Linked DNA regions of Mus musculus: all the other regions are linked to region 1. Evidence: chromatin loops called from intact Hi-C (ENCODE). Cell type or tissue: left cerebral cortex. All regions are shown on one strand.

Region 1 (5,000 bases):
CAGCATTCTTCCGTTATCTCTGCTTCAGTGGCTGGCCTGACTTCCCTCAGTGATGGAAGTATAAGGCAAAATAAACCCTTTCCTCCCCAAGTTGCTTTCAGTCATGGCTTTCATCACAGCAATAGAAACTGTAACTTAGTCAGATGGGGAGATGGGGTTCCAGTCCCACCTGAGGCTGAGGCTGTGGCCAGGTAACCTGTGTCACTGGCCTGAGGTTTACACCTGCCAGCGACTTCACACCTGAGTTCTACCCTCCGCCTGCTCCAGGCTCTGTCAAGTGGGAGTTGTTGTTCTAGGACATTCCCTCCCCATGAGGTCTCTGATGGGCCCCAATAAGACCTGTCATTTCAACATAAACCACAGGGCTCCCGGGGAGATGGCAAGGTGGGTAAAGCACTTGCTACCCAAGTACAAAGGCCTGTGTGCTTGGATCGCTAAAACCCACATGAAGCCAGACACAGACGCTTCTAAGATGAGATGGGAGGTCAGGAAAGAATTCCCAGAAACTCAGTGGGCCAGTTAGCCTGAAGCATGCAGCAGCACTCAAAAGAGTCTCCTCAGAGAAGATGGGTAGAGAGACTCGGCACCCAAGGTTGTGATTTCTATGTGTGCAGTATCTCACACACACACACACACACACACACACACACACACACACACGGGAGAGAGAGAGAGAGAGAGAGAGAGAGAGAGAGAGAGAGAGAGAGAGAGAGAGAGTGAATTTCAGCCTTGAGGTTTTTGACCAGTTTGTCCTGCCCTTGGTGGTAACATCCTGCTTTTGCCAGGTTGGTTTAGGAAATGCCTTCAGAACCTGTTCTAATTATCTGGCGGCAGCTGTGTGTCCCCAGCTTTTGTTCCTCAGCCCCCAAGACCATGCAATGAGAAAGAATCTTATCGGCCCTCACCTCCTGGAAGGAGATAACAGGCTGCCCAGTTAGCACAGTGGTTAAAATATAATCTCTGAGGAGACACCTTCTAAATCAGCCTACAGGACTCCTTTGACATCCAGTGAGGTAGCATTTCCTTAACTAGGTTATTCTTGAAGTCCACTCATCTCAAAAAAAAAAAAAAAAAAAAGTCCCTGACAGGGGGGAAGAAAGCCAAGCCATCTCTCTTTCCTTGCTCCTCAAACTCATTAAGATAAAAAGAAATCTTATGTCACAGTATGTGGGGGACACAGACAAGAAGAAGCACGAAAGAAACCTGAGCACATGCCAAGGCTCAGATGTAGATGGTGGCTACATAGCTTCCTTGCTCATCTGATCGATGACGGCCCCAGCTCTCCCTGGTGCTTCAGCGGGGACTGTCCATGCGCAAGGACAGACCTGGTTGAACACAGTGGGACACAAAGCAAAGGGAAAGAAAGGCAAAGCAAAAAGTTGTCAAAGTGGGAGGGAGAGGGGCTTGGTGGCAGGGGAACTCACGGGCATAGGTAGAGGGTAAGCGGGGGACAAACATGACCAGGATGTACTATACACATGCATGAAATTGGGAAAGAATAAGTTAACTTTCTTAATGGCCCCCTTAAAATTCCTCCTCCCCCCCCCCCACCGGCTACAGGTCAAATCTTCAGAATCGTGGCCTTATTGGTGTCAAGCACTTTGAAGGTCAAGCCGTAGACTAGGACTCTTACTCCCAAAAGAGGAGTCCAGGGTATAAAAAGCTCTTCAAGGTCACAGTCATTACTAGGTAAAGTGACCTAGATATGGATTTTATTAGTGGCTAACTTAAGCATTCCATTATCTTGAAAATAGTGGTAATTGCCTGGTATAGCAGAGCACGTCATTAATCCCAGCACTCAGGAGGCAGAGGAAAGCACATCTCTGTGAGTTCAAAGCTAGCATGGTCTATATAATAAGCTCCAGGCTAGCTAGGGCTATACAATGACACCTTGTCTCGAAAATAAATTGTGTGTGTGTGTGTGTGTGTGAGAGAGAGAGAGAGAACTACTAGGTGTGGCAGACTTGTTGGCTCTCTGCCAGGAGAAGCCATATTGACGGCAGCATCCTGCAAACCTGTTCTCCACGTTGCACACACCAGCTGTGCTATGTCATGAGTTATTCTCCAGGGTTTTCTCCTTCCTGTTATTTCCTGCTAATTTGGAGGTCAAGGCACAGAAACTCACCCATAGCCATGCCTGTGGAAACCAGCCAAGCCACGATCTGACCCCAAAACCCAGGTTTTAAGGGATTCCCTTTAACCATCACATCGACCTCTGGGGCGGGTACAGTGATAACGCTGGCCCCTGTGCTGTGTATGATTTGGTTTAATCGTCATCCTGCAACCATGAAGGGAGTACTAAGTTTATAATTCACAAGTACTGACTGAGAGCGATGAGCCTCTAACAGAGTCAGTAACTTGTCCCAGGTCGCACAGCCAGCGAGCATCACCGTCATCCATGCCCTTCACTCCCGAGCCTTGCTGCTGCAGACCACTCCAGCCACATTGCTACCCTAGACATCTGTGTCAAGACTCAGCCAAGCACTTGTCAAGTACCTACACTGTTTGTTGAACCCTTGGAAGCCCAGAGGGGCAAACCCAAGCAAAGTACTGAAAGAGAAGAATTCAAGCCAGTGTCCATGGCCTACTATGCTCACTGTGGACCACCAGGGGGCGTGTGACCTACTCTAGACTGCAGATGACCGAACTTGCCTGGGTGTGTATTTGCCTTTGGATGTTTCGCTCTCAGCTTGCAGAGTTCTTTCGTTTGATTTGATTTGAGGTTGTGGTGGTTGTTTCTGGTGTTAACAGGAATGTAGTCCAATGGGAGCTAAATTCTAGGAGGAGTCATACTACAGACTATTTCCATCCTATGTCCCCAAATCTATACAGGATGTGAAGGTGCACCTGCTAAAGTGAATGTGCTCCTCTCTGGGTTCCTTTGTTGTCTATCATGTTTGCCATCAGCAACGTCCATTTCATAGGCAAAGTCAACAAACAGGCAACATCTCGTGGCGAGCCTCCCTCTGAGGAGACTTGTTCCTTTTGCAAAGTGTGGAAAATCACGAGGGAAAAAGTTTAGGCCACACAATGTGGAAATGTTGCCTCGCCTCAAGGGCTTGGCTTTGCAGAACATTATCCCAAAACCACGTCCTCTGAGAGACCCCAGTTCCTGGAGGTACTTCCTCTGACGCACTCTGAATTAAATCCAACCCAGAGAGGAGCTGGCTGAGCTGAGGAAACCTATTGCTACGTCAAAGAACAACTCCCCCCCCCCCCCTTTCTTTAGGTCATTTACAAACTATCCTCAGCCACCCATGGTTTGGAAATGTTACACGTTCTGAAAGACCAATGAGAGATTTTTAAAACAAAAGCATATAACCACAGTGGCCGACAGAGGGCGCCAATCACTCTTTTTTTTTTTTTTTTTTTTTTTTTTTTTCCTGCAGCCCAGGCTACTGGAAACTCCAGGTTACAAATCAGTTGCATCTGCCTACAAAGTTCATGAAGTCATCAAAATTGATGGAACTAGAAAATATCATTCTGACTGGTCTCTCAGCTGGTATTAACCCAAGTTTTGCAGTTTTAGAAGGTCATGGACCTATCTATCTGCTGCTTGACGTCACTGAGGCATGGTTAATGCAACTGATTTTTTTAATAGTAAATTCTTTTTTTAAATTTATTAATCATTTTATTTGTTTACATTTCAAATGTTATCCCCGTTCCCAGCCTCCCTTCCACAGCCTCCCTTCCACAGCCCCCCATCCCATCCCCTCTCCCTTTGTCTCTAAGAGGTTGCTCTTCCACCTACCCACTTTTGCCTTACCCTCTAACATCCCCCTTCTCCAGGGCATCAAGCCTCCAACGGGACCAAGTGCCTCCCTTCCTACTGATGCCAGGTGAGGTTAGGTAGTCCTCTGCTACATGGGACCGGCCCGTGCATACTCTTTGGTTGGTGGTTTAGACTCTGGGAGCTCTGAGGGGTCCAGATAATTGATACTGTTGTTATTCTTATGGGGTTGGCATCCCCTTCAGCTCCTTCATTCCTTCCCCTAACTCTTCCATTGGGGTCCCCATGCTCAGTTCGATGGTTGGCTGTGAGTATCTGCATCTGTCTTTTTTTTTTTTTCCTGTCTTTTTGAGACAGGGTTTCTCTGTGTAGCCCTGGCTGTCCTGGAACTCACTTTGTAGACCAGGCTGGCCTCGAACTCAGAAATCCGCCTGCCTGCCTCTGCCTCCCGAGTTCTGGGATTAAAGGCGTGCGCCACCACCTTTTTGTCCCTGCATTTCCTTTAGAGTTGGTGCAAGCACATGACCAGTTCTGGTATTTACACTTCTGCTGGTGAGAGAGAAGCTGCTGGCCACAGCTGCAGCTGTCTGCATTCCTGCAGTATCTGGGCTTTACAGGCAGGTGGTCCTTCCTCCTTCCTTTCCCTCCCTCCCACAGTTCTCCACAGGGCAGCTAGTGTCCACACCCTTCAGGGCAAGTAGGAGCAGGACAGTCACATGTTATACTACAGGGTTGGGCTTTCTCTTCTCCAGGTGCTGAGTGAGCTCATCCTAACAGAAGCCTGGAGCTGGACCCCAGCAGGCACTGCCTACAGTCTGCTAGAAATGAGAGTCAGTCTGTTGATGAGAAAGCTTGGTACTCGAAATCCTTGAAATAATGACAAGTCTAGGAGAAGAAGGTTTGGAGAAGAACTCCGTGTTTGGGTCCTTCAGGATTAGGTCTAATGCCGAGATAAAGGGTGGGTTAAGAAGAGAGGGAAAAAAATCAAAACAAGAACACAAGGAAGCCAGTATAGTGGGCTATGCTGCCTCTGCCTACCCAGTCTTCCAGGTAAGTGTCCTCTTGCAGCTTCTGCCTCAGGCTGTGGATACGTTCTTAGCATCCCAAGTCCAATGTCAAAGGCAATAGATACTGCTCTACCTAGCTTTAACTGTTACCTTGACAGAGCATCACCTAACAAGGGTGTCTCAATTGAGGGGTTGCCCAATCGTGTACGTCAGCACGGAATTGACTTGATTGTTAATTGAGATGGAGGGCCCAGCTCACTGTG
Region 2 (5,000 bases), 53 kb after region 1:
CTGACTCAAAACAACAACAACAACAACAACAACAACAACAACACCCCAAAAAACAAACAAAACAACAACAACAACAACAAAAAGCAACAGAGGCTATGTGAATTCATTCTCGAAGATATGGGGAAAGGATTTTCATAGACTCTGATGACACTATTGTTAAGAACATCTGATAAATGGTAATTTTAATCTATAGGTGGAAATCTAAATAACACTAGGAGTAACTAGTGTAGAAACAACACACAACCCAATGAATGTTCCCTATCTCTTCTGTGGGCTCTTCAGGTGGACAGAGGAACCTGAGGATAGCAAGAGCTGAGCCACAAAATCTATCTTTCTTTCTGAACCTGAGGATAGCAAGAGCTGAGCCACAAAATCTACCTTTCTTTCTTTCTTTCTTTCTTTCCTTCTTTCTTTCTTTCTTTCTTTCTTTCTTTTCTTTCTTCCTTCCTTCCTTGAGCCACAAAATCTTTCTTTCTTTCTTTCTTTCTTTCTTTCTTTCTTTCTTCCTTCCTTCCTTCCTTCCTTCCTTTCTTTCTTTCTTTCTTTCTTTCTTTCTTTCTTTCTTCCCTTCTTCCTTTCTATGCAGTTTTTATTAATTTTCTAGGATCTTCCCAAAAGAAAAAAATTCAAAGAAACAACCATATCATGATACTTATTACACATTCTAGACAAAGAACCCTAACTCTGTGAAGAAGTGTCAGGAACAATAGGTATCTGAGAGTATATTAAATTCTAGGGGTGCTACTCAGAAAGAGAGAGATGGTGTGGATGTGGGCCTACAGCAAAATAACAATTATTTTGGAGTTTGCTTTTTCAGGTTTACAGAATCTTCAGTTACCAGTCTCCAGTGATCAAGGGCATCTTCCAGCATGGCTCTTCGAGGTGGCCCTTCCCCAAAGAACCTTTACATCCTGTCGCATGCAAGAAGGTAGGCCAGTGGCTCCTTCTGAAGCCATTTAAGAGTGAAGTTAGCAAGGTGACCATTTGCCATGTTCTAAGGTGGCTTGTCTTTAACGCCTCCATAACAGTATTTGCTAGGTTCCTACCATGTATTAAGCCCTGGGCTCCTGACACTTGGTGACTGGGTGACACGTAGGTCCAAAGAATGGTTTCTGCTCCAAAGGAGCCAACAGTCTAGAGGTAAAGAAATGCTCTGAGAGTAAGCGGAGGATGCTGAGGTCTCTGGCCTGGAACCCTGGAGGCACCGGAGAGTGCTGCTGAGAAAGACCATTGTGAATCAGCTAGTCTATCTATGTATGTTGAGGCAAAAAGGCCCTGCACACAAACCGAGTTAGTATCAAGTAATCTAGGTCTCTATGCACATCGAGTGGTACGATGAGATGATGTAAATGTCTTTAGTTCCTTCTAGAATATGCGGTACCCAGTAGACAATGAAGGATAAAAAAAAGTCATGGCTCTTCCTGAGGCTGATTTGTGTTCAGCGTTTTATGAGTGGGAAGCAGTGTGCCCATTGGCTCACTTCCTGGCAGCAGTCAGAGGTTTCCTTATCGACTCTCCTCATATGCAATTTAAGGAGGGCTCAGGTTAGCCCAGTGTAGAGGGAGACGAAACTATCAGAATTACAGAGAGATGGGAAACACTCTGCAGAGCTCTCAGTGAAAATGAATGGGTCTTTAAAATTATTAGGATAGACTGAGTTCATTTCCTTTGAATGCTTCGTTTTGCTTTGTTCTCTCTCCCTCCATTAGGCAACTTCTCACGGCTGCTTCCTTAGTGTCTCCCGAAGTCCTAATGCAATATGTGCACTGAATAGTTGTTGACTGACTGCATGTTGTTGAATTAATGAAAGGGATGTCAACTCAGAAATCCAGCACTGGCAGACATTATAGATAATGTAGTCTACTGTAACAACAGCAAGAGTATGCTCTTTAATTACAGAGACATTTCTGTAACACAGCTGATTTCAGAGTATCTTTATCTTGCTTAGCTCTTAAATCTTACCTTGAAATTTTTTCTTTCAGTCAGTTAAAAAAATTTGTTCAAAATTTATATCTCTACATAGCAAAGCTAAAGAATCATTTTTTTAAAAAAAATCAAACTAAGTGGAAACAAACATATTTGATTCTGAATACGATTTCTGAACTGAATCTGGATTTCAGAAGGCATGATTGCAACTCAAAGGCTGTAAAGCTGCGCAAGCTAAGAATGACTGAAAGATGCTCTGCTATTTCAATTCTTTTAATAACTTCAAATCTTTACAACTTCTTTATCCCTTTCTTTCTTCTTTAGTGTAGCAACTGTGCAAGTTTCTGAAAAAGCACTTTCTAACCTTGGGATCCTGGGTGAGGACGGCGTCCTCTGCTGCCTGATTGGTGTGTCACTCTGATGGTCTGAGTCTGCAGAAGGCCCACACTTCCATGTCAGAGCTGTGGGCGTCTGGGTGACATCATCCTTATTCCGAAAGGCAGAATCCAGTGGCGCAGAGACCTTGAGCTCCAGTTTATGAAGCATTCCTGCTCGCCCAGACAACCCTACCTCTCCAAATGTCTCCTGTGCCCTTAGCCTCAGGACCTCCCGAGGCCACCCGCGGTCACCCAGCGACACCTGATTTACCACTGGCCAGTGCGCTCCTCCCTCCCGCCTCGCCCCGCCCAGGCGGACTCAGCCGCCCGCCGAGGCGTGTCCCTCGCTGCCCGCCGTAGCCCAGCGTTCGGCCGGCCGCCGTTCCCAAGATGGCCGCTGCGCGCACGGCTCCTGCGGCGGGCTAGAGGCGGAGGCGGAGTCGAGTCACTCCCTCACCCCGCGGCTCCTGGTCTTCCCGCACCAGGCTGCAGCTGACGACCCGCCGCGGTCATGCGAAGCTTGGTGCACGGATGAGAGACGCCATCGCCGAGCCGGTGCCCCCTCCTGCCCTCGCCGACACCCCTGCAGCCGCCATGGAGGAGCTGCGGCCAGCACCGCCGCCACAGCCCGAGCCGGATCCGGAGTGCTGCCCAGCGGCGAGGTGAGTGCACGGCTGCAGCTGCAGCTCGGAGGGAGCAGGGTGGCGCGTGAAGGGGGCGTGGGGTCCTCGGCTGCGCGCCAGGTGGGCGCGGAGCATCCGGACCTCCGGTGGCGGGAGGGGCGCGGTGCAGCGCGGAGCCCGGTGCTCCGCTTCCGCGCGACCCCTGCCCGGGCTCGGAGGCCAAGCTCCCGAGCGACCCTGGCCTTTGCAGTAGTGCTCCCCGGGGCCCTGCTGCAGACAGCCCCAGCTTGCCCCGGACTGCCGCTCGGGCTCGGATCAGTGATCGGATGGAAGGAAGGTGGTCCATCTTTCTCCTTTTTCCAGGAAAAGAGAGGCGACGTGCCTCTCGGCAGTTCCTTGCTCCTTCAGCCCTTTGCAGCGCGCCTCCCAGCCTTCTGTCCCCAGGGCGAAGCTTCACGTAACTGCAGACAAGGTTCCTTGTCAGAGATCCTTTTACTGTCTTCTAGCAACAGCCTGATGCAGTGTTGCGCACGAAAATAGCTAAGGGTTTATGTGTGAAACTTTGCTACCGCAGGAAGCTCCAAGATGGAACTTTGGTACCCAGAGTATCTGTTGCATTCTGCTCCGTAGAAGCTCTTTTAACTGCTACGAAGAGTCTCAAGTTTTAATTGGGAGGGTAAACTCACGGTGTCCTGATTTTGTGTTTAAATGCCAGTCCTTTGCATCTCAGGATAAACTTTGACTGCTTCCTGTCCCCTATAGTGAAAACACTCCCACAACTCCTCCTGGCTTAAGGTCTCGCTCTATAACCTCAGGAAGAAGGCAGTTAAATAGCTTTGCTTTTTCCTGCTTGAAGAAATAGCAAATTTATAGTTGTAGCGAGACCCGAACACGGGAGCCATTCACATCCTTGCTTGTCACCACTGGGTTGCCTGAGAGGAATTTTACTTTTTCAAAGCCGTGAGAGCTACTGCATTGTGTTTCTTAATTTCAAGATAGTTCTGTGACATCTTTTGGGGCATTTTCTTTAAGGAATAGTACAGGGTGCTATTAGAAGTCTTTTTTCAGAAAGTTCATAATTTTCTTAATGTATTGAGCTGTTGAGCAATTTTTACTCCTTTAATCGTTATTTTAGAAATAATAAATGTGAGTCCTTACTTAATGCTTAAAATGTTTTATCACGTAGCCATTACTTTTGTTAATTCATTTAATCTTTATAACAGTCTTATGAGTTAATTCTGCTATTCATCTCCTTTATGTAAGAGGAAACTGAGGCAAAAGGTAAATAGCATATATAAAGATTAACAGCTTGTAATGAACAAAAGTCTGGCTGCCTAGTTTGTGCCTTAATTATCACGAGGAAGAGGGATGATTTCATACCCACAGACCCGACATTATAATTCTATGTAACTGTTCTCGGGGGAGAAAATGGACTTGAGCGGTGTTAGGCAGAGGGATAAAAATCTGCTATCAAAACGCTGCTTTCCTATTGATAAACAGCCTTGCCTTCCAGCCAGGAGCCTGTCTCTTTGTTATAATAAAAATAGGTCAGGATAATGGGCCTCATCCAACTTTACGTGAACAGCAGTGTACAGAACAAGGAGATCTTTGAAGTATTTTTCTTAGCAACATTGCAGTTAATTTTACAATAGCAAATGCGTAGAGCAGATTTTTTTTTTCTCTTGGTGAAGCTGCTGCTTTGCCTTTTTGCTGCAGTAATGGACACTGCCTCCTCTTCAGTTGGCAGGGGTGACCTCTGGCACTATTACTGTCCATCTGTGGTAAGCGATGTTGCAGGGAGCTCCAGCTGTTTGTATGTGGTCCACATTCCTACCTATTCACAAGAGGCTCATACATTGCCGTATACATCCCGAATCTGCTCAGTGCCTCCCCCCAACACGCCAGCGACCACTAATCTGTTACCTAGCATTTCCAGGTGGCTCTCTGGCAGACCAGAATAAAGCTGTTGATGTTGTTGTTCCTCGGCTGTGCGTGTGTGTCATTGATCACGCAGGCTGTGCTCGAGCACAGGTCTTCTGTAGGAGTCAGGCCCGTACTTGTTGGCCCCGAAAGC
Region 3 (5,000 bases), 110 kb after region 1:
GCCCAGAGTGTGAGGAGAGCAGGCTGAGAAGAGAGGGCAAGAGGGACGGAAGGTTGCACTCTGCTGAGCACCCAGAAGCAGGTGGCCCGAGGGCTGCGTGCCACCCGCAGCTGTGTGAGCAGCTGTCCAGAGCCTGGTTCTGAGGTCCGCTAGCCGGGCCCCGTTTCCAGAGCAGAGTGACTGACCTCACCACTGACTCGTCCTTTTGCTCCCAGTCTTGGGAGATGTGTGTAATAGTGTGTTCCCATCTACCCACAGAGTTAACGTAGCCTCAACAGATCCTCATATGGTAAAATCTATGTATCACATACAAACTCCTATATTTTTAGGATTATTGTTATGTTATTTTTTTTTTCTCCCATCAAAGCCAGGTGTAAGTCAATGTGGGCTTTTGTTCGTTTTTAAAATGTCGTTTTATCTTTAGTCTCTTCCTAATAATGGTTTGGAGGCATTTGAGGCTTGGGAGTAAAGTGGACTTGGGATAGCCCAGCCCCTCCAACAGTACACAGGCCTGTGTGCTCCTGCATCACTAGTGGAAGCCTCCAGATGGCTCGTGCAGCTGACGGGGCAGAGTGCATGGCTGTTATGCATTCTGCTCTTGCAGTTTCTGGCTGATCTCATTGAAGGGCTTTATAGAAAAGAAGTAACATTTATTTGTGATATTTTGTTTTTTCTTGTTTGACTTTATATCTTTATTTCTTATGATTAAATTACTTCTAAGCAGTGTCAGTCAGTAATCTTTAGTAAACCTTCGGAAGCGTGCTTTACAAAGTACTTTTCTCCTAAAGCTTTATTGTATTTATTGTTTAAAAAAATTGCAAACTAGAAATCGTCTGTTGTCTTTATTTAATAACTTGAGCAGCATCCATGTTAATGGCCTGTTTGAATTCAGTGATTGTCACTCCCTCGGGCTGCAGACTGGTCTCCACAGGACACACCCAGACCCCATCGCCTGTGGTCTGAAAGAGTGTTGTGTGAGACTCTCAGGTCATCATGTATTTAAGCCCGTGAGGCAGACTCACAATGCCAGCAGGATCTCCCCTGAAGCCAGGACAGTATAATGTCTGAGGGAAGAAATGGATGACGTTCCAGTCGTCCACCCTGTGTACCTGAGGTCTTTCTCGGTTATCTTCTGGTTCCCTCCTCCTTTGTGTGGAACCTACCTGGACCTCAGGACCCTCTGGTACCTCTCACCTTGCTATGATCTGAATTCCTGCGGCCGAGTGTGTCTGATTACTATTTCCCACTAGCAGGCTAGGCCAGCTGAACGTGCCAGTGCTCAGTCTCCAGTGCCTGCCCTTCTGTAGATGCTGCCTGTGAGCTCAGTGCCTCTGGCCTGCCCACCAGGGACTGAGCATGGCTGCCGCTGTGTTACTGCTTATGGGCTAGCCTGCGGGTGTCTTTTGTGTGCACAGGGTCTCTAATTACCTGTCCATCGCCCTTTAACAGGAGCAGTACCCTTGCTGTGGTGCTGGTGTGGCACCACCTCTTTGCCTGTCTTTTAGCCCCCCCCCCACCCCCCCCACTTTCCCAGGGCTCCTCAGTGAGGTTGCATGTATTTTAGTGTAGTATATAAGATACTAACACTGCTCGACTGCCTTTGCCATATTATCACAAATACCAAGAAAGTGCTTGGTTACTGTCTTAATTAATTTCTTGCATTAGAAATTACGTAATTATGTTTAATGGCCAATAAAGTACTGTTTGTCTTTGAAGGTTAAACACTCTGCCAGTCTTTCCTGTGACACAGGAAACCCTGAAGAGGCTGTTTATTGTGGACACGGCATTGGAGACTAAGCTGCCACTTAGACTCACCAGGTGCTAGACAGGCTCACTGCTCCAGTTTACCCCTGAGGAAACTGGCTTAGAGAGGAGTAACCTCCGAGTCACTGTGTTGTGGATTGTTGGGGGAGTCTGAGCTACCAGACTTAAAAATAGACCAGTGGTTTCTAGGCCAGGCTACACATCAGCATTATCCGAAGAGCTTTAAAAATACACATACCTCTGCCCATCCCGGAGAGCAAACCTTGTGTGGAATGCAGGACCAATGGCTCGCACAGTGCAGGTATTCGCCAGCCACCCCAGGCTCCGAGGAGGGCGTGGTAATCTTCCTGCTACCATGAAGCTGCCGGGGCCAAGTCGTTTGTTCCAGTCATTGCCTGTCTGATTTCATAAGTAAAGTTACAAGAGCTCTGGTTTAATGACAGCCTCAGAAGCACACGCTTGCTCATTTGCCTAGAGGGTTTCTGTTTTAAAACAGATTTATGTGGGGGAAGCTATGCCACATGGCTTTGACAGCTGTGAGCCAGCTGAATCAGACCTGACAGTAAGATGGGAGTTGGAAGTCGCAGGGAGCGCTTGGATCCCGTGGTGACAGCAGAGCAGCCCCACTGTTGGGGACAGGCCACAGCAGCCACTGGCTGAACAGTGGCCCGTGCCTAAGGAGGAGGAGAGCCAAGTAATTAGGTCAGGGGCGCATGGACTGCATGTACCAGCACCAGGACATGAAGTCTGGCTAAGCTATGTCTGTCTTGGCTGTGCTCTGCTGCCTCCTAGAGTTAACATTTTGTCTCCCATGCTTTTAATGATAACATACCTATACGTATGCATGCATAGTACTGCCTTTTAACTTAGGGGTTAATATTTTAAATGGGAGGAGTTCCTCTGAAACTCTGCCTTGGAGGTTTCTCTTTGAACACCAGGCCTCATTCCCACCCAGGAACTGCTGTCTGTAGCTGAAGCTGACCAATAGCATAAGAGCTGTTCGCTCGGCCCCTCCCATCCGCCCGGCCCCTCCCATCCGCCTAGTGTCTGCTGTCTGCTAGGCGCCATAGGGATTTCAGTCTGTGATGGCGTCCTCTAGCAGCACAGTAGCAGATCTGAGAACCAGAGACTTATTGATAACAGGAGTTCAGGGAGTCAGTTGTTTGCTGGTGCTATTGGGGGAGCTGGAGAATCAAGGTGTTCACCATTAACTTACTGGTCAAGGTTGGTTTAGCATCGCTGTAATGCACATGCTGACCGGAGTATTGGCCGATCCTAATTAACTGGAGGTAAAGGGTCTTCTTCTCAGACCTGGTGGTTTACCAGGGAGCTCAGTGTGCAGTGGTGGATGCGACCGAGTAACCAAGCATGCATTGTGAGAAACATGCTCCCCGAGGCAGCCACAGAAAACCCCTAGAGGTGGGCATTCCGGCCTCCACCTGAAGACAGTGTCATTTGTCAGGGGTTGGCCTGTGAGGAACAGCAGGATGGTCACAGTGCAGCGTAAAGTCTTACCGGATCTTCATGGCTGGTGTGGTCAGTGTCTGTGCGGATATTGGGCTTTGGGGCTAAGTAAGAGGGCATGGTCTTCACAGGGACTAGTGCAGCACCGAGTGTCAACTAGAAGGGTCCAGCTTGGGTTAAGACAAGCTTTCAGAACCACATAGCTAATTAAGTAACCCAGAGCCAGACTTTCTGACTTTTGAGCATTGATCCCCTCCACAAACACACACACTGCCCAGTCATTGAGCTATGATATTTCTATGCTGACAAAATGAACTTGAGGGATAGTGTGCGTGGCATGCTGTAGGGTGAAGGAGATCCTTAGAAAGGTATCACAGGTGTCTTGGAAATTAGGCCGTATTAGGAAAACTCCTAGAGGAGCAAGCAGCCTGTGCCAGGGTCAGCACATGGAGATGCGCAAGGGCCAGAGGACTCTGTGTAGGAGCAGTGAGGAGAGATGAGGACACTCCGGAGGGCAGGAGCTAGGCAAGGGCAGGAGCTAGGCCAGGAGGTAGGTAGTTGGTAGATGGGGAGGTGGCGTCGAAAGGGTCAGGGGAGTCTGTGCCTGTAGCAAACATGGATTCCCCTAGGTGCTGGCTAAGGCTATAGTTTAGATGTTATCTGGAGAGTCCTCTGAGTGTGTCCGGATGTGATGGAGAACAGTAGAGAGTCCCCAAGGTGACTAAAGGTGACCAGAGATGCCACAGATGCAGAACAAGCTATAATTGGAGATGCAGAAAGTTGAGGCTTTCAAACTTTGATGATCTTACCTAGGAAAAGGTCAGGGTTTTTAATGCTGCTGCTGCTGCTGCTGCTGCTGGTGGTGGTGGTGGTGGTGGTGGTGGTGGTGGTGGTGGTGATGATGGTGGTGGTGATGGTGGTGGTGGTGGTGTCCGAGGCTTAAGAATAAGGTGAGAAAGCTCCAGATCTCCTGCTTTCTGGGGAAAAGCTTAATAGTTTAAGTGGGGCAGCTGACGAAGGAATGGCTAAGGACACTGAGGGACTCCCAGGCAGCATGAGGTGACGGGTGACTGAGGGCAGCTGTAGGGGTGGGGAGTGGGGGGAAGCTGTCTTCTGCAACATCAGAAAGTGTGACTCTTGAGTGGATGCAAGGTTGGCTGAACTCTGATTTTTATTCTCACATAGAAGTAATAGGAGTTTTGTAATCTCTTTCCTTGTAATTTTAGCAACTCCTTGGTTTCTCCATCCATAGTTGTAGATAGCACTATGTGTAACATGTCACTAGGACTGGGGGCTCTGTGCACATGTTGAATTGATGGCCATCCTTTTCATTTTAGAACGAGAACTTTGTAGATATGTCAGCAGGTTGTAGCAACACTTATAAGTACAGCTTCAGGCCAGGTCCTGCGCACGGCTTTAATCCTGTCCTAAACTTTTGCCACAGTTCTCTGACTTTCCAGGTCCCATGTGGGGCTCGGATTATGTGCAGTTGTCGGGAACACCTCCTTCCTCAGAGCAGAAGTGTAGCGCTGTGTCCTGGGAAGAACTGAGAGCCATGGACCTGCCTTCCTTTGAGCCCGCCTTCCTGGTGCTCTGTCGGGTCCTGCTGAACGTGATCCACGAGTGCCTGAAGCTGCGGCTGGAACAGAGGCCTGCCGGGGAGCCTTCCCTCTTGAGTATCAAACAGGTTTGTGTCTAACACTGCTTAGACAGGCAGTTGTGGCTGCATTACTCCTGCCTGCCTTTTCACCGTTTTCTCCCTTAGTTACTGC
Region 4 (5,000 bases), 150 kb after region 1:
CCAGGGCTATACAGAGAAACCCTGTCTCGAAAAACAAAAACCAAAAAAAAAAGAAGTCCGTCTCTGAGAGGGTGTGGTGGCCAGGCAGAGGGGCAGACAAGACGTCAGGCCTGAGGGCCTGGGGCGGGCAGGGCCATTGAGGAGCTTTGTGTGCATTAGGTCTGAGGGAGCACAAGAAAGCAGACGGTAGGGACGATAGAAGAGAAGGCTGGAAAAGACGCAGGAGCTGCAGAGGGCTCTCAGTTAACAAACAACATAGCTGGTGGCCCTGGCCAGATAGCGCTCTGGGGAAGGTGCACTGCAGGCTGAGAGTGGCCCTCAGCTGTGCTGAGGAGTTGGAACGGGCCTGGCTGCAGAGCAGGTTGGAGGTGTCTGCGGTGGCCCCACCACCTGGCTCCTTGAGTCATATGAAGGTTGCATCCACTGCCAAAGGACAGCAGGTTGAGGCTGCCTAGGCATAGGCCATCCCTTTGGCAAGGTCATCAACGTTTGTTTGAAACACTTGCTTGGGATTTTAGGTGGGTGTTTTGTGGCTTAGGGCTGGCAGTCGAGATTGCCGCAGCACACAAGTGTTGCTGGGGCAGCATTGGGAATGTTGGGAGGGGATGAGAACACACCGATACGCAGCTAAGGACTCTGCACAGGAGTCCCCGATACAGGGTGGGCGGGCGGGACATGGACTCGTTTGTGGGCTGGCTACAAGAGATACTGGGGACAGGTGATGAAGGAACAGGGCTTCTTAGCTCTGAAGTCGATGAAATATATTGCCCTGAAGGAGCTGTCCTGTGTGCAGCTCAGCCTTCCATAAGAGCAGACATTCAGGAGGTCTGAGTTCCCTCACATGTCGGAGGCTGGTGCCAGGGACCCACTCGGCCTTGCCTGTGGGCCAGAGGCCAAGCATCCGGACACAGGCAGATACAGGAACGTGCCTGCGCCAGCTGGGGCTCAGCATTCTCTTGCTTCCTCCCAGGTTTGCACAGATGAAGAGTGAAGTGAACCAGTCCGTGGCCTAGTAGTGTGTGGACAGAATCCCGTGATCACTACTGTATGTAATATTTACATAAAGACTGCAGCGCAGGCGGCCTTCCTAACCTCCCAGGACTGAAGACTACAGGGGTGACAAGCCTCACTTCTGCTGCTCCTGTCGCCTGCTGAGTGACAGTGCTGAGGTTAAAGGAGCCGCACGTTAAGTGCCATTACTACTGTACACGGGCCACCGCCTCTGTCCCCTCCGACCCTCTCGTGACTGAGAACCAACCGTGTCATCAGCACAGTGTTTTTGAGCTCCTGGGGTTCAGAAGAACATGTAGTGTTCCCGGGTGTCCGGGACGTTTATTTCAACCTCCTGGTCGTTGGCTCTGACTGTGGAGCCTCCTTGTTCGAAAGCTGCAGGTTTGTTATGCAAAGGCTCGTAAGTGAAGCTGAAGAAAAGGTTCTTTTTCAATAAATGGTTTATTTTAGGAAAGCGAAGTCAGCGTCTGTTACTGGCTCACGGCTTAAGAGCAGGACGGCCTGCAGAAGTCTGCCCTTCCCCGCTCCGCCCTGCACTTGATTCCACTCAGCACAGCCAAGCTTGCCCACTGGGACGCTGAGCTGGGTGCGTCTAACCTGCAGCCCGTGGGCCATGTGCGTCAAAGGATAGCTCTGAGTGTGGCCCAAGGCATTTGTGGATGACAGCACATCAGTGTTTAAGGTATGGAAGGGGAACAGTGCCGCGATCTTGTGATAGGCCGGCCACCATGGTTTCAGAGCATAACCTGACTCCGCAGGTAGGACTCTGAAGTAGCTGGATATTGTCGTCGCTGGTCTTGGTGCTTGCCCTTAGTCCCTAGGTCTCTTTAGAGCATGCATTGCTCCTGACATACAGCAAGCAGCCAACCCTGGCCGCGTTATTGTCAAGTATTCTTGGTCTCTTCTGCCCTGAGAATTCCAGTTAGGATCCATACAGACGTTAGGGCTTCATTTAAGATGTTCTTTTATAGTCTTTTAAGTGAATTTACATTATGTAAAGTAATTTTAAGTGAAATTACATTATGTAAAGGGTTCACCTGTACTTTTATCAGAGCCCACAGCCTAGAGCTATCACACAGTGTAATCCTGGAGCCTGCCTGTTGCCCACAGGAGAATTTGCCCCACCTGTCCACACCTGTCTTCCTACAGCCCAGCCACTCCCTGCCTCTGCTTCCTGCCTGGGATTGGCTCACTGTGGGCATCCCGAGACGTTAGGATCGTGCAGGATGTCGGTCTCTGACCTCTCTCGCTTGGTGGATCCTAAGGCTGCCAACTCCCCTTCCACTAGATGCAAATGCCACGTGCTTTTGTCCCTGGACTTGGTGGGTGCTAGACTGCCCCCTGGTGACATATTTGCTTTGCACACACAGGCATCTGTGTGGATGTTTTCACATCTGTTAGGAATTAAGTGTGCCGGGCTGTGTGTCAGCCTGTGTTTTCAGAAACTTTTTCCGAAGTGACCGTCCTGTCGTGTTCTCCCAGCACTGTGAGACGTTCGGGTCTCCATCCCATGCTGCCTCTTTGACCTAGGCTTGCTAGTGACAGTGAAGCCAGCTTCCTTGTAGTTCTGATTTCTGTTTATCTGATGGAGAAGTTTAATCACTGTGCCCAATGGTCATTCATCTATGTCTTGTCTGCTTGTCTATGGATGGATGGATATCTATGTATTGCCCATGTGTGCACACACATGTGTGCATCAGTGCATACGCATGTTGCAACACGTATGTGGTCAAGAGAGGATAAATTGCTGGAGTCGATTCTCCTTCCACCATGTGTGTCCTAGGACACTGTACTCTGGTCCTAAGGTTTGGCCGCAGACTCCTTTACCCACTGAGCTGTCTTGCTGGCCCCACTACTGTCTCCCTTTTGGGGGGAAAGCCTATTTGAATACTTTGCCAAATTTAAAATTAGGTTATTTGGCATCTTGCTGAGTTGCAAGAGTTTTGGTTTTTGGCATACTCTTGAGTAAACCTTCACCTAATCTGTAGCATGAAGATGTCGTTCCCCAGTTTCTGGCTTATCTGGTATTTTATTTATTTTGTCACGTCTATGACAACTAAAAAAGCTTGTATTTTTAGAAGCCCACTCACCATCTTGTTCTTGATGGCTTGTACTTGTGGTAGAATGTCTAAGAAACCACAGACCGACCCAGCAATTCATTTAGCTCTTAAAATAGGCCTCTTGCTCTTTAATTTTTATATAAAACAATATTCAGGGGTCCAGATTTTTTTCTCTGCTGAAGAGACATCTTTGCCCTCTATGGATCTCTTCGTGGTGCTGTGAGTGGAAATGACATCTGAATTCACATTCAGCCATTCATTGCACTCGAACGCGGATACAGTGGTTTTGTTTGTTTGTTTGTTTGTTTGTTTCAATCTTGTATCCTGTGGCCTTGCTGAGCTCTTTGAAAAGTTATAGTTGCTGCTTTTGTAGGCTCCATCCATTTATCGAGACATGTGACCCAGGAACAAGGGCAGTGTCCCTCCTTCCAGGGTAAAATCTAATTGGCAGTCGTGTGAGTCCCCTTTCTTTGACACCAGTGTTCATTTATGACAGTTGGGGGACTGTTCCCTCTGGATGTGCAAAGGGCTTTGCTCTGTGGCTCTCATTTCTGGGGTTTTGGCTCCCTCTCAGGGCAGGGTAGCCTTCCTACAGTGAACTGATATCTCCTCTGCCTCTGCCTCTGTTTCCTCAGAGATGGCCCAGGTTGGTGTTCTTTGTCTTTTGGGTCCTGGGTAGAACCCCCTCACAAAGCCCTCAGTCAGGGCTGAGCATCTGTGGAGGGTGGTTTGGAAGTTACTCTGGACTTGCTGCAGGTCTGTTCTGACTTTTATTTTAATGGATGTTAGGGTCTCCACTCAGCCTCACCAAGTCCTCTGGCTTCCTGGCAGATGGTTATCTGCTCTCTGCCCGTCACACTTGCTATTCAGACGCTGCTGTCTGCTTATGCTCCTGAGTCTTCTCTTTCTTTATTAGAGAAAGATCTGTCCCTCTTGTCAACTCCTGGTTTCATTACTATTTTCTCTTGTTTTCTGATCTTTATGGTTGCTTTCCTTCTATATGCTTTGGGTTTGGTTTACCTATCTTTCAGAAAATTGTAAGGGTAGAAGACTCTGAAGACAAAATTCTGATTAAAAATAATCCACCAGTCTTAACAAGCCTATGTCTAAGGGTAACTTCTCAGTAAGAAAATGGGTCGTAGCACAAACGCCAAGGCTGTTTGCTGCCGCTACACTTCCCAGAGTCTGCCTGGAAGTCTGCAGAGGAAGGGGACTAATGGTTGGCTTGTGGGTCACATGGTCTTGGTGGCAGCTGCTCAGCCCTGCAATGTGGCAAGAGGCCTGCTGTAGAGCAGTAGGCAGTGCAAATGGCGACCATGTGGACAGGCAGGGTACCTGGACACGTGCCACAGCAAGTGTGTGAGGGCCAGAGGACACCTTGCAGGCAGTAGGCAGTGCAAATGGCGACCATGTGGACAGGCAGGGTACCTGGACACGTGCCACAGCAAGTGTGTGAGGGCCAGAGGACACCTTGCAGGCAGTAGGCAGTGCAAATGGCGACCATGTGGACAGGCAGGGTACCTGGACACGTGCCACAGCAAGTGTGTGAGGGCCAGAGGACACCTTGCAGGGACTGGTTCTTTCCTTCCAACACATGATGAACTCGTTGTCTCCTGGTGGCAGTGCCTTTACCTGCTGGACACTTCATTAATCTTATTTCCGCTCGGCCCACTGTGCCCAGTAAAGAATAAGGGGGCATATTACAGGCAGTGCATCCTCTGTCCTTTCGCTCTGTGTGACTTGAAAGTTGAGCTTCCTGGTCTGATTAAAGTACTCGGCAAGTGCATCCGGCCATCCAAGTGCAGGCACTGCTGCGTCCCCACACTGTCACCCTTGTTTGACCTCCCAGAATGTGCTGACACAGTGATCTGTAAGCCCTGCTCATCTTCCTCCTCACTACCTCCCCTCCCCACCCCCAGGTGTTTCCTC
Region 5 (5,000 bases), 330 kb after region 1:
AAGTGGACTGCCAGACTCAGCATCCTTTCCTACCTTATCATGCCTGGTTGTTCTGCTGTATCTACCACATGCCTACCTTTCTCTTCAGCAAGAGTCACCCCAAAGGGTCCTCCTGAACTCTCTCATGTTACAGCCAGTCTTTGTTCTCTCCACCCTGGTCAGTAGGAGCCATAGAGCGTTTGGGATTCCATTTCTGCTGCTGCTCCCATGACACTGAGAGAAGTTTCCACGCACATGCTAGCATGCCCGGGGAATTCCCACAGAGGTGGACACATCTTTGCTTTGCATCCTGAGCCACGGTCAATGCCAATGTGGTGGCGCACACCTTTGATCCCAGCACTCAGGAGGCAGAAGCAGGAGGATCTCTAAGTTTGAGACCAGCCTGGTCTACAGAGTTAGTTCTGGGGCAGCCAGGGCTACACAGAGAAACCCTGTCTCAAAATAAAAACAATACAAAACAAAAACAAATGAAATAAAACAAAACAAAAATCCTTCTGGACTGGTCTCAACCAGAGGCTGGCTGCTTTTAGATAATGCAGGGCTATGTGCTCACACCCTAGAGGTTCATATTCGGTGGGTGGGTCTGTACTAGGGTACACGAAACAGAATCCTTAAACCATGCTGCTTGTGTTGTGAGGGGCAAGAGGCTTGGATGTTAGTATCCTCCTTCTGGAGTCTTGTTTGTGTGGGGAATAACACTGTGAGTAGGGTAGTATTCTCCTCTCCCCAGCGTACAGTCCCCTGCCACCAAGCTGTAAAGCAAGAACTGGTGTTCTGTTGCTAGGAGCAGACAGTCTTGTGACTCAGCACTGTCTCAGGTCCACACAGAATATGAAGCGTGGGTCACAGAGGGGCTGCATGACAAGGCAGCTAATTAGAAGTGTGTGTGTGAGTGTGTGTATGTGTGTGCCCCCGCCCACACAGTGGAGATGAGCTAACGTGGGAGAAACGAGTTTTCTTACATATTTTATACCTGAAAAAAACAATAGAATTTCTTCTATGGTAAATAAATAAATACATCTCTCTCATGTATATACCTTTCTGTATATGCCCCTTTCTATACCAAAATTTCTTTACATGTGCCTATATACCTAGGTATAGGTTTTTGTATAAATATCTAGGTATAGAAAGAGGTGGAGTGTCAGCATGTAAAAGACAACTTATGACCCAAAAAGGGACAGATGCTTTCTTGTGCAACCCTAGGGACCTACCAGTGGCCGATTTGAGTGTCTACATCATGAGTTATGGCTAGGAGCTGCCTTGGGAGGGTCATGCCTGACTGGCTTGCTTGCTTTCTTACACTGTAGCTATGGGATTTGAACTCAGGTCCTCTGGAGGAGGATTCAGTGCTCTTAACCTCTGAGCCATCTCACCAGTCCTCAGCTCCTGTGCCTGGCTTTCATTCACCCTTTGCTAATGACCTTGGGCTCCTCTCACCTGCAGAAGTGTGATAACAACACCACTGGCCTCTGTGACTGTTGTTGGGAGGAAGTGAGAGAGAGAGACACACACACAGATTGAGCCCTCCCTGAGGACTGCGGACTTCGTCTGTGTTTCCTCCTTTGGTTGTACTGTTGATATGGTCACCCTCATTTCTAGCGTATAGATAGAGACAGGGATGTTAAGACTGGGAATTTGCAGTGATGGTAAAGACTGTTGAGGCCTTGATAGGTCTTAAGGCCTCTTACAGATACAGGTAAATCAATGCCCCTCCCAACTCCCTCGTCCCCCGTCCCCGTCCGTCGTGTCCCCCCCCCCACCCCCAGCCCCCGCAATGAAGCTTTTAAAAGCAAATTAGTGGCTTTTCCAGCTCAAATTAGCGGCTAGGAGACGCTGTTAATGTGCGTGTAAGCTACCAGAAGTAGAGAAGACCCACACAAGGGCTCTCCCCATATTTTAGAAAATTTATTTGTAATCCGCCTGGGTTAGAAAATAAATCGGACAAATATCTTCTAATCCTAAAAAAGGGTCAAAGCCAGGCATTACTGAGATGCTTGGCATACTCCAGGAAGGTTCTCTTCCGGTGAGCGGTAGCTTTTAAATTTCACCTTCCTCAAAGTAATCCAACGCCTGGCCCTCACTGGTCACCGAGGCAAAAACTTCCCCTCTGCACAGCCCTTCCCAGTGCTGAGTCAAACTTCCCAGGCTGCAGGCGTCTGCTGTGAGTGTCGCGCCCCCTGCTGGTGAGCAGTGGAACAGCACCTTTCAGGAACTGAACGGATCAAAACTGGTGGGGCTCAGCTTTGTTATTTTCAGTGTGTTCTCACGATTATTTTGGAAGAATGAGTGCATGCTACATTTTGAATTAAAAAACCATCAGAGGGTGGTGGTGGGGACTTACAGTTTCTGGCTGAGGACTGGTGCTACAATCTGCCTGTGTTCCAGATTTCCAGAAACACACTTTACAACGCAATTTGCAACAGCACTTTTGGTGATGAAGATGAGAGCCTTTCTTTCTACTATTGGTGGAACGTGTTGTACAAAAACCGTAGGAGAGTTGAGACTAGGGCACATGGGTGTATTAAAATCATACCAGGGACTCCCTGCGAGCCCCCAGGTCAGGGAAGCAGACAACACCTTACTTAGTTATCATCAGAAATGCTCCCCTACCCTGCAGCAGACGGGAACAAACAGAGACCCACAGCCAGACCATACACGGAGTGAGAGACCTGGGGATCCTCAGCCCTACAAGGGACCCCTCCATCACATCTCTCCCCTTGAGTGTGGGAGCCAGAGGGGATGGAGGACACCAAGGAATCAGGGCTTCAGGGACCCAGTAGGGCTGGTGGTGCACATACAAACTTAGAGACAGGGGCAGCGTGCATTGGTCTGCGCCAGAATGAGCCCTAGAGCTGAGATAAGCAGACACAAACTCCCACGCCTTACCCAGAAGCTATCTCCAAGTGATGGCCACTGACAAATGAGAAATTCGTCTTTTCTGAGGCAGTCTCACTGGGGAAACAAAACACTCTTAAAGGTAGGCTGCCCCATGCCCGGTAGTAGAGAGCCAACAGAAATGAAGTTAGGGGGGCTGGAGAGATGGCTCAGTGGGTAAGAGCACTGACTACTCTTCCAAAGGTCATGAGTTCTTTTTTTTTTTTTAAGACTTATTTATTATTATATCTAAGTACACTGTAGCTGTCTTCAGACACACCAGAAGAGGGCATCTGAACCCATTACCGATGGTTGAGAGCCACCATGTGGTTGCTGGGAATTGAACTCGGGACCTCTGGAAGAAGAGTCAGTGCTCTTAACCACTGAGCCATCTCTCCAGCCCTGCCTGTCTGTCTTCTGACAGGGTTTCTCTGTATAGTCCTGGCTGTCCTGGAACTCACTCTGTAGACCAGGCTGGCCTTGAACTCAGAAATCCGCCTGTCTCTGCCTCCCAAGTGCTGGGATTAAAGGCGTGTGCCACCACCACCAGGCTGCCTGTCTGTTTTCTAAGATGAGACAGAGAGGGTTCGGATCCGGACTGGAGGAGAGAGGCGAGGAAGGGACTGGGAGGGGTAGGGTAGGGGAGACCATAATTAGAATATGATGTGTGAAATAAACATCTATTTTCAATAAAAGAAAAAATTATATTGATCTGGGAACAAAGTCTGAGAATGAAACAGGTATACATGCCAGACCAAGAAAAATGTGTAACTCCTTGCCTCCACCTCATACAGCGTGGATACAGGATGGCAAGGGCCCCAGGGCCATCTATCCTCTTGTGATGGTGTGTATATGCTTGGCCCCAGGGAGTGGCAACATTAGAAGGTGTAGCCCTGTTGGAGTAGGCATGGCCTTGTTGAAGTAGGTGTGTCACTGTGGGCTTGGGTTTCAAGACTCTCATCCTAGCTGCCTGGAAGTCAGAATTCTGCTATCAGCTTTCGGATGAAGATGTAGAACTCTCAGCTCCTCCTGCACCATGCCTGCCTGGACACTGCCACACTCCTGTCTTGATGATAATGGGCTGGACCTCTGAACCTGTAAGCCAGCCCCAATTAAATGTTGTCCTTATAAGAGTTGCCTTGGTCTTAGTGTCTGTTCACAGCAGTAAATCCCTAACTAAGACGCCTCTAATACCCAGAGTATTCATTAAGGACCGTGGGACAGAGAACTCTGGACTATCCTTGGGGCTTCATTTCACCTTGGTGCCCCACTGTTGACACAGCCTACTTACCTGTGCTCTGCCTGTCCTGCTTGCCCGTGTGGACCACACCCAGTCCTTTCCTTCCATCCCTGCAGCTGACTTCATCTTTGTACTCAGCTTCTGCGGTAGGCTTGCGGTTGTTATCTTACCAATACAGCACGCTCACCACCCCACTTCAGTAACCAGAGCTCCCAGGCAGCCTCTTTAACTCCTACTCATTCTGTAAGCCATGCTGTGCATCCACATACTCAGAGATAGGTAGATTTCCTGCATGCTGGGTGATGCAAGTTCCTGTTAGGAATTAAGATTGCAATAAAACATCCTAAGACAGGCATGGTGCTACACACCTTTAATAACAGCACTCAGGAGGTAGAGGCAGGGGGATCTCTGTGAGTTAGTCTACACAGCAAGTTCAAGATAACCAGAGCTACACAGTGAGACCCTGTCATAAAACAAAACAAAACAAAAGCCAGGTGGTGCATGCCCTTAGTCCCAGCACTGGGGAGGCAGAGGCAGGAGGGTCTCTGAGTTCCTTTGAGGTCAGCCTTGTCTACAGAGTGAGTTCCAGGATAGCCAGGACTACCCAGAGAAACCATGTCTTGAAAAATAACCAACCAAACCAGCAACAATAAAACAATTAAAAGAACAAATGAGCTTATGGTATATCATCAGGGGACAAAATGCTGTTGTTAAATCCATGACACCTTGTGGAAAGACACATTCATTCTTGATTATGTTCCTGGTATAGAACGCTCCACAACAGCCTGAGATGGCTTGGTGAGCCGCTTTACACTTGGAGGTAGCTGACCCGTTAACGACGCAGCCAATGGTCAGGAACACACCCATGTAGTTGTTGCCCCCACAC

Evidence for each region. Hi-C counts contacts between places; a loop is a spot of excess contacts. Peaks named below come from ENCODE experiments on the same cell type or tissue, not always from the same donor. Only the 100,000 strongest peaks of a DNase experiment are listed, where the experiment ranks them.
Region 2: it touches region 1 in a loop (2.1-fold over the local background); 27 of 42 quality-filtered maps call a loop at or near these places.
Region 3: it touches region 1 in a loop (5-fold over the local background); 22 of 42 quality-filtered maps call a loop at or near these places.
Region 4: it touches region 1 in a loop (3-fold over the local background); 19 of 42 quality-filtered maps call a loop at or near these places.
Region 5: it touches region 1 in a loop (6-fold over the local background); 36 of 42 quality-filtered maps call a loop at or near these places.

What each region holds. Positions count from the first base shown.
Region 1 is chr17:12,369,845-12,374,844 of GRCm38, reverse strand. Gm41527 (a long non-coding RNA gene) reads left to right here and starts at 4,499. Exons shown (of 2, transcript XR_876413.1): 1 at 4,499-4,780. In left cerebral cortex, CTCF peaks have their summits at 2,615 (motif pointing right) and 3,328 (motif pointing right); DNase peaks (open chromatin) are centred at 2,617 and 3,265.
Region 2 is chr17:12,316,463-12,321,462 of GRCm38, reverse strand. Map3k4 (mitogen-activated protein kinase kinase kinase 4) reads left to right here and starts at 2,803. Exons shown (of 27, transcript NM_011948.2): 1 at 2,803-2,965. The coding sequence starts at 2,835. It overlaps 4732491K20Rik (RIKEN cDNA 4732491K20 gene), which reads right to left and starts at 2,610. Exons shown (of 2, transcript NR_045290.1): 1 at 2,291-2,610. In left cerebral cortex, CTCF peaks have their summits at 1,517, 1,716, 2,703 and 2,929; DNase peaks (open chromatin) are centred at 2,556, 3,316, 3,775, 4,424 and 2 more places; H3K4me3 peaks cover 3,657 bases; H3K27ac peaks cover 2,565 bases.
Region 3 is chr17:12,263,821-12,268,820 of GRCm38, reverse strand. Map3k4 (mitogen-activated protein kinase kinase kinase 4) reads left to right here. Exons shown (of 27, transcript NM_011948.2): 4 at 4,673-4,915. Gm46605 (a long non-coding RNA gene) reads right to left here and starts at 4,106. Exons shown (of 3, transcript XR_001782245.2): 1 at 4,038-4,106; 2 at 2,003-2,163. In left cerebral cortex, a CTCF peak has its summit at 2,568; DNase peaks (open chromatin) are centred at 84, 1,267, 2,296 and 2,756; H3K27ac peaks cover 858 bases.
Region 4 is chr17:12,224,091-12,229,090 of GRCm38, reverse strand. Map3k4 (mitogen-activated protein kinase kinase kinase 4) reads left to right here. Exons shown (of 27, transcript NM_011948.2): 27 at 971-1,470. The coding sequence ends at 991. Among named protein-coding and RNA genes, the nearest start is that of Gm46605, 38 kb to the left of the region's middle. In left cerebral cortex, CTCF peaks have their summits at 2,363 (motif pointing left) and 3,632; DNase peaks (open chromatin) are centred at 917, 2,372, 3,539 and 4,319; H3K27ac peaks cover 349 bases.
Region 5 is chr17:12,036,546-12,041,545 of GRCm38, reverse strand. The region is part of intron 10 of Prkn (parkin RBR E3 ubiquitin protein ligase); the gene reads right to left. Among named protein-coding and RNA genes, the nearest start is that of Gm46604, 7.6 kb to the right of the region's middle. In left cerebral cortex, a CTCF peak has its summit at 2,173 (motif pointing left); DNase peaks (open chromatin) are centred at 835, 2,182, 2,842 and 4,256.